2 separate regions of the Homo sapiens genome follow, and region 1 is linked to region 2. The links are chromatin contacts, found by Hi-C or POLR2A ChIA-PET in ENCODE. All regions are on one chromosome and are shown on one strand. Each heading gives the region's core, a stretch centred on a gene start or an enhancer-like site at or near the end of the contact. The rest is flanking DNA. Distances are from core to core; before and after follow the strand shown. Region 1 overlaps ENPEP (glutamyl aminopeptidase). Region 2 overlaps EGF (epidermal growth factor).

Region 1 (3,239 bases), core at 279-2,778, 540 kb after region 2:
TATTATAATTATTAAAATGAATACTTGAGTGAAAAAGCTTCTATGTATTAGCATTTGAAATTCTTAGCATCATATTTTTGACTTTCCCTCTCATATGATTCCCATGGTGTATGTTCAGCCTTCTTGTATTCATTTTTCTTTGATATTATGAATGATTCCTTTTATCTTTATGTCGAAATGAAAATTTCGAATCCACTTATAGCCTATTCTAATTATTCACATGGGAGAAGTTTAAATTTATTCAATCATTTTTCCCCTTAGTCCTAGATACTCCTCAGGTTTAAGATATTATGTCCAAGATAAATAAATGTTTCTAGGCCTTTAGCTTTCTAAATAGGTATAAAATTAATTTAGAATGCTTAATAACTTACAATAAAAATTACTAATTTAAGTGGGGGCAGTGTTCTTTTTTCATTCAGTTACTTGAAAATTGATTTAAAATATTACAAATTGTGCATTTCAGTACTAACCTTATAACACATAAAAAGAAAGTACAGAGCCAAGATGTTCATCAGATTCTTCAGATGAAAGGAAAGCAAATGAGATAGACTACTGAGAAGAGAAAGATTATATGCCTAAATTATGTATCCATGTATATTAAGCTATTTGACCAGATAATTCCTTGACTATCTACTTCCCTCTGCTAAATATAATTCTTATTTTCAAATATGAAAATATATTTAATAAGTTGGCAGAATTTTACCCTGAAACTACTTTCCTCATTCATCAAAGAATGTGATTTTTTAGACTATTTCTCTTTCATTAAGAAAGCCCCATCTGCTGGTTTATTTGGGGAAGTGCAATAATTATTTGAATCTGAAGTCCCTGAAATGATGGCCATTTTAGCAATTTCTCTTTACCTTTTAGTTATTTTAGATGCATAGATACAGGGACTGTGCCAAGTGGTATTTTCATCCTAAAATCATAGAGCCATATAATTTAGCAGAATCATCTTGAGGAACTAATCTCACAAATATGATCATGAAATACTAGTTGCAAGAGTAATAACTGATCATTGTTCCTTACATAGCCTTTATTAGTTTCATTTGTCTTTTTATCCCCATTGTAGGGATCTTCTATTTTGAGAATGCTTGAAGACTGGATAAAACCAGAGAATTTTCAAAAAGGATGTCAGGTATGATTTATTACTTTTAGTGATATCAAAATTAAACTACATTGATATGTGGCTGGTGAATGTTAAGATATGTGATTAATCAAGGATAATTTCCTTTTTAATCTCTTTACTGAGGCATAGATAATATAGCAAAAGATAAAAACATGATTTTACATCCAATTGAGTACCTACATTGTATCTGTAATGATCATTTAGCAGAAGTCTCATGGAGAAGTTGAAACAGATTACTTAGTTATTTTTGAAACTCCTTACATGTGTCTTAGTCAGCTTGGGCTGCCATAAGGAAATACCATAGACTGGGTGGCTTAAACAATAGAAATGCATTTTTCTTGCAGTTATGGAGGCTGGAAAGTCCAAGATCAAAGTGCTGGCTGATTCCGTTTCTGGTGAAGCCTCTCTTCCGGGCTTGCAGATGGTAGACTTCCCACTGTGTCCTCATAGCAGAGAGAGAGAGAGGGAGAGAGAGAGAGCACTCTGGTGTCTCTTATAAGGATACTGGTTCCACCATAAGAGTCCCAGCCTCACGATATCATCTAAATGTGACAGCTCCCAAAGGCTTCGTTTCTAAATACTATCACACTGGGGGTTAGGGCTTATATGAATTTCAGGGAATACGATTCTTTCCATAGCAACATGATATAAACATCTAAATTTATCTATAAAGGTCATTCCTTATACTGAGTACAAGACTTTTCCCTTATTATTAGATTAGAAAAGATCAATATTAGTATGCTTATTACAATGGAGTCAGTGAATAAAGAGGCTTGCTTCCTTTTGGTAACAGAAATGACAATAAACTTTCTGAAACATTTCACACATCCCACTTAAGCGTATTATTCCAGGAGATGTTTCTGTTTCATTTTCGTTTTTCTAACAGACCCTAAGCCAATCGTCCCAGGTTTGTTTTTATTTTTAATTTTATCAAAGTAGCTACAATGTGTCCCTATAACTGCCGTCTCTGCAGGTTGGCCCCATTCCAGCCTAGAAATGAAGTTCTCTTCCTACTCTTTCCCTTCCACCTACATCCTGCCTGCTGCGATAACCCAGGTAGTCAGGAGTAGCAGTGCTGACGGTATTCATCCCAGAGAGCAGAAAACAGGTTGGAGAAATGCCCCCTGCTGGCTGCCACAGAAAGTACTTCTTCTGTATGTGATTCCCCAGGAGAAGGTCACCATTCACATAGATCTCACTCCCATCAAGCCTTCTTATGTGGCATTTAGCCCTCTCTACACTACTCTAAAAGAAAACGGCCCCCTTCTACCCAATAGTGAAACATCTAGGTGATTATTAAAGTAAGAAATAAAGTCAAGATTTCGGAAATATTTGGAAGTATATCAGTATATTTTAACCCTTTGTCTATTAGTAAAATATTTTGTAGAGACATTAGGTGCAAAGAGAGAAGCTATGTGCTTGTGCTTCTGCATCATGAGAACATCTTGTAACTTTTCCATAAGTTTCAAACTCAAATGTTATCATATATTCCCTCACTGTAAGCATTATTATTATTATTATTGTTATTGAGACAGAGTCTCGCTCTGTCGCCAAGGCTGGAGTGCAGTGGCGTGATCTTGGCTCATTGCAACCTCTGCCTCCCGGGTTCAAGCGATTCTCATGTCTCAGTCTCCCGAGTAGCTGGAATTACAGGCACCACCACACCCGGCTAATTTTTATATTTTTAGTAGAGACGGGGTGTCGCCACGTTGCCCAGGCTGGTCTTGAACTTGTGAGCTCAAGAGATCCGCCCGCCTCGGCCTCCCAAAGTGCTGGGATTACAGCCATGAACCACTGTGCCCTGCCCATTGTAAGCATCTTTAATCAGGGACTCTGTCTTCTATATCTTTACCCATACTGCAGGGCCTAGTTTAATTACACATGTTACGTCATCCTGAAAATGTTTGTTAAATGAATGAATGAGTGAATAGCCTATAATAAATTATACAGGACATAGAAATAAAGAAGATTCATTTTCAAAAATTAAGTTAAAATTCAGTTTGTATAGTTTTGATTCTAAATTAAATTGTAATTAATAAATAACAATTTTGGCATCTTCAGAGCTGGCTTCAAATTAAATAATCTTTCATATTGACTTTGATAGAGAAGTACT
Region 2 (3,601 bases), core at 366-2,865:
CTGATCAACAATGATAAGTGGAGACTCATTGTAACCAGAACAAGTTATTTGAGTTTGCCACCAGTAGGGGAAGACATTCATTCTAATCTGTCAAATCCATTGTTCGTTTACAAAAAGAGTGGTCTGTGGGAATGTGAGTAGCCTTGATTAAAACATCCAACTTCAGCCTCCTTAGCTTTAGTCTCTAACCACCTGAGATAGAACGTTAAAACATTCCCTTGCGTATTCAATACTTGCATGCCTTCTCAGAGCAGTTCCAGTGGCACAGAGAGGTAGGTTTGGTGAAGGTGGGCTCAGAAAGATGCCCACTTACTGTTAGTAGGAGGCATGAAAATGGAGGCAGCTGATAATAAATGACTCTTTCAAAAATGTGGCTAAAAAGGGAAGGAAAGAGACAAGGAGGAGCTAGAGGGGTCACGGGGATGAGGAAATGAAGATGGGAGAGAGGTTATAGTAGACAGAGGGAACAAAGCTAGTGGAATGAAGAGAGGGAAGATGTAAGAGAAAGGGGGTGGTCGTTGATGGATCCAGGCCCTAGAGAAGGCAGGAAGGGTGACATCAGGGGCACAGGTCAATATTAAATAAGGAGAGAGGGGAAAGAAGGTGGGGGACTAATGCAGGCAAATGTGTTGGTGGAGATGGGAATGTGGGGAGACTCTTATACAATTACCTCAAATTTTGAAAAATCCTTACAAGAACTTGTGAATTTGATCTACCCCTTATTACTGCTGCTCAAAAGAGTAGGAACCTAAGGCAAAGAGTGGTAAGATAAGTTACTCGAGTTTAGTCTATAAGTAGCGACAGATGTACTAAACAAGGAAAATTCCACCTTTCTCCTTCATGGGGCTAGGACGACAATCAGCCCACATTCTCCCACTCTGCAACTGCTGGGTGATAGTGGGCCTTGCTGGGACCTCATGCCACTATGCTCCCATTCTAAGGTGACGTTCCCTCCTCATGTGGGCTTTCCTTGAGGCAGGTGTGTGAGTCGGTGGCTCACTCATAACTTGCTGAGTAGCTAAAGAGCTGATTTAGTGTAGGAATGTTGTGTAAATTTCAAGCCTTGTCCTTTCGTAAATAGTCATTGCAAAGACAAAGAAGGTGTATTTAACAAACTTGAATTGTTTCCAGGTCACCCATTTGCTGTAGCAGTGTTTGAGGATTATGTGTGGTTCTCAGATTGGGCTATGCCATCAGTAATGAGAGTAAACAAGAGGACTGGCAAAGATAGAGTACGTCTCCAAGGCAGCATGCTGAAGCCCTCATCACTGGTTGTGGTTCATCCATTGGCAAAACCAGGTACATACTGGAGATGTTACACAGTCTTTCCTTGGCTGGAATCTGCAACTGTTTTAATTGTTTGATGTCATGCAGTTGGCGGGGGGGTGGAGGGGATTTTGTAACTTTCACTAACTGTGTAGATGTTAAGATTTTCTAAGATTTAAGTTTGTTTAAGACAATCTGGTAGTTTGGTAATTGGGGCTTTATCCCTCCAATTTCACCTCTTTTCTTGAACAACTTTTACTTACCTGCTGCATTTCGAAGAGCCTTGGGTTAAGGCAGGCAATTTAGACACCGGCAGTGGAAGCTTCTGTCGACACTTGGACCTTTCCATACCCCTGAGGAGTGAGCAAATGGAAAAGGCATTTCACATTTTATAGTAGCTCTTCTTTCTGAATTGCTCTTTGTCAGTTTGACTAGATGATGAGTCAGGAAATAAGAATCACATTTGACTAAAGAGCTTCTTGAAAAAAGTGCTGGCTATACCCAGTACTAATAAGGTAATAACATTCTGGGCTTATCTTAGAATCAGTGGCTCCTTGGGGGAACTCTTCTGAAATAGCTATTGATATACCCTCTATTTAGATACACTGCATTTCTCTCCCTAAAAGCTATAGCTCCCTAAAAGCAAGCTGTAGACTTGCATTAATGGCATCCTTTTCATCTTCAAACCCACTTGTGAATTTGTTTCTTTTCTCTACTAGGAGCAGATCCCTGCTTATATCAAAACGGAGGCTGTGAACATATTTGCAAAAAGAGGCTTGGAACTGCTTGGTGTTCGTGTCGTGAAGGTTTTATGAAAGCCTCAGATGGGAAAACGTGTCTGGCTCTGGATGGTCATCAGCTGTTGGCAGGTAATATAATAAATTATGTGGCAAATTACCTAACGTTGGCTCAGAAATACAGCTGTACATCAATCTTTATGCTTTTGCTGATTTTGAATATTTTGGATGTTAAAAGTTCTCCTGTTTTTAGGAATGCTAAGAATTTGTTTGTTTATTTGTTCTCTTCTGCTGAGTTTTGAGTTCCTTATTACAGGCAAAATTCAATTGACCTCTAGTGGTAACAGTCTTAAGCTCCAAGCCCTCCACCTCCCCATTTATAGTGGAGTGGGTCCCAGGCTTGGAAATAAATGCCAAAATGCTATCACCTCACAAAAATGTTCAGCGATATTTTGTTTAGAAGTTTTATGTCCTCAATTTTAGAGGTAGTAGTATATGATCTCTTATCACATGACAGGTCTTAATAAGAAAATCAAAGTCCTTTATAAAAAATAACTTCAGGATATCAGACAAATGTGGGAAATCCAGCCTGAGAAGGCTTGTGATGTACTTTTTTACAAACTAGATATGACTTTGAGGAAGAGGAAGAGTAAACCAAGTGTGAGGTATAACCAGTAGTACTTATTTGCCTCCCTTGAATGTGCACCCAAACAATCTGGGCATCTGTGGATTCATCCCTTGATATCTTTCTAGCAGAAATATACCAAAGATAATTTACATTTTATTAAATTTTTTAAAAATTTATATTTATCTGGTAGGCATGGTGTAAATATAAGTAAAGTAACAGATTGATGAAAAATAAACAAAAGTTATGCAATGAAAAAAAGAGGCTAGTTTCAGCTCACAATTCAAAATTTACTTATGTTTTTCCTCTAGCTAACCATCATAACTTTAGTATGCACTGAAAGAATTTATATGCATTTCTTATTTTATTACATAGAGTGTTAAAAAGCTGTGTAGTCAATGGTCAAGAGTTTTAAAAATTAATAATTCTTATTGATTCACAACAATCTTCTTGTGAAACTGGGTTTTATTTTTATTTTTTGAGACAGGGTCTCCCTCTGTTGCTCAGGCTGGAGTACAGTGGCATGTTCATGGCTCACTGCAGCCTTGGCCCCACCCAGGCTCAAATAGCTGGGACCCTACCTTAGCCTCCTAGTAGCTGGGACCACAGGCATGCACCACCATGCCTGGCTAATTTATTTTTATTTTTATTTAATTTATTTAAATTATTAATTATTAATGTATTTAAATTATTAATTTATTTTATTTTATTTTTATTTTTTGTAGAGACAAGGTCATGCTATGTTGCCTAGGCTGGTCTTGAACTTCTGGCCTCAAGTGGTCTTCCCACCTCGGCCTCCCAAAGTGCTGGGATTATAGGTGTAAGCTACCCTGCCCAGCCAATTTTTTTTTCTTTTTCTTTTTCTTTTAATTTTTTTGAGACAGGGTCTTGCTCTGTCACCCAGGCTGGAGTGCAGTGGCAAGATCTCAGCTCACTGCAACCTCTGCCTCTAGGGTTCAAGAGATTCTCCTGC

What was found. Hi-C counts contacts between places; a loop is a spot of excess contacts on that map. ChIA-PET counts read pairs that join two places held with the same protein, here RNA polymerase II (POLR2A). Pooled maps may share reads with other maps.
Region 1: a loop to region 2 is called in a map of breast epithelium, with 14 times the contacts of the local background. The contact joins two enhancer-like sites. A Hi-C loop is called at or near these places in 1 of 168 maps with a recorded cell type or tissue (breast epithelium) and 1 of 50 pooled maps. POLR2A ChIA-PET finds 5 or more read pairs at or near these places in 1 of 52 experiments (MCF 10A).

The regions. Positions count from the first base shown.
Region 1 is chr4:110,514,308-110,517,546 of GRCh38, forward strand. ENPEP (glutamyl aminopeptidase) reads left to right here. Exons shown (of 20, transcript NM_001977.4): 8 at 1,070-1,135. Among named protein-coding and RNA genes, the nearest start is that of ENPEP, 40 kb to the left of the region's middle. RefSeq lists an enhancer at 626-795. Within about 2 kb of position 1,529, at least 14 of the 41 ENCODE cell types and tissues checked have a DNase peak (open chromatin) inside an H3K27ac peak, as active enhancers do.
Region 2 is chr4:109,978,841-109,982,441 of GRCh38, forward strand. EGF (epidermal growth factor) reads left to right here. Exons shown (of 24, transcript NM_001963.6): 14 at 1,132-1,299; 15 at 1,986-2,135. Among named protein-coding and RNA genes, the nearest start is that of EGF, 68 kb to the left of the region's middle. RefSeq lists an enhancer at 999-2,198. Within about 2 kb of position 1,616, at least 2 of the 41 ENCODE cell types and tissues checked have a DNase peak (open chromatin) inside an H3K27ac peak, as active enhancers do.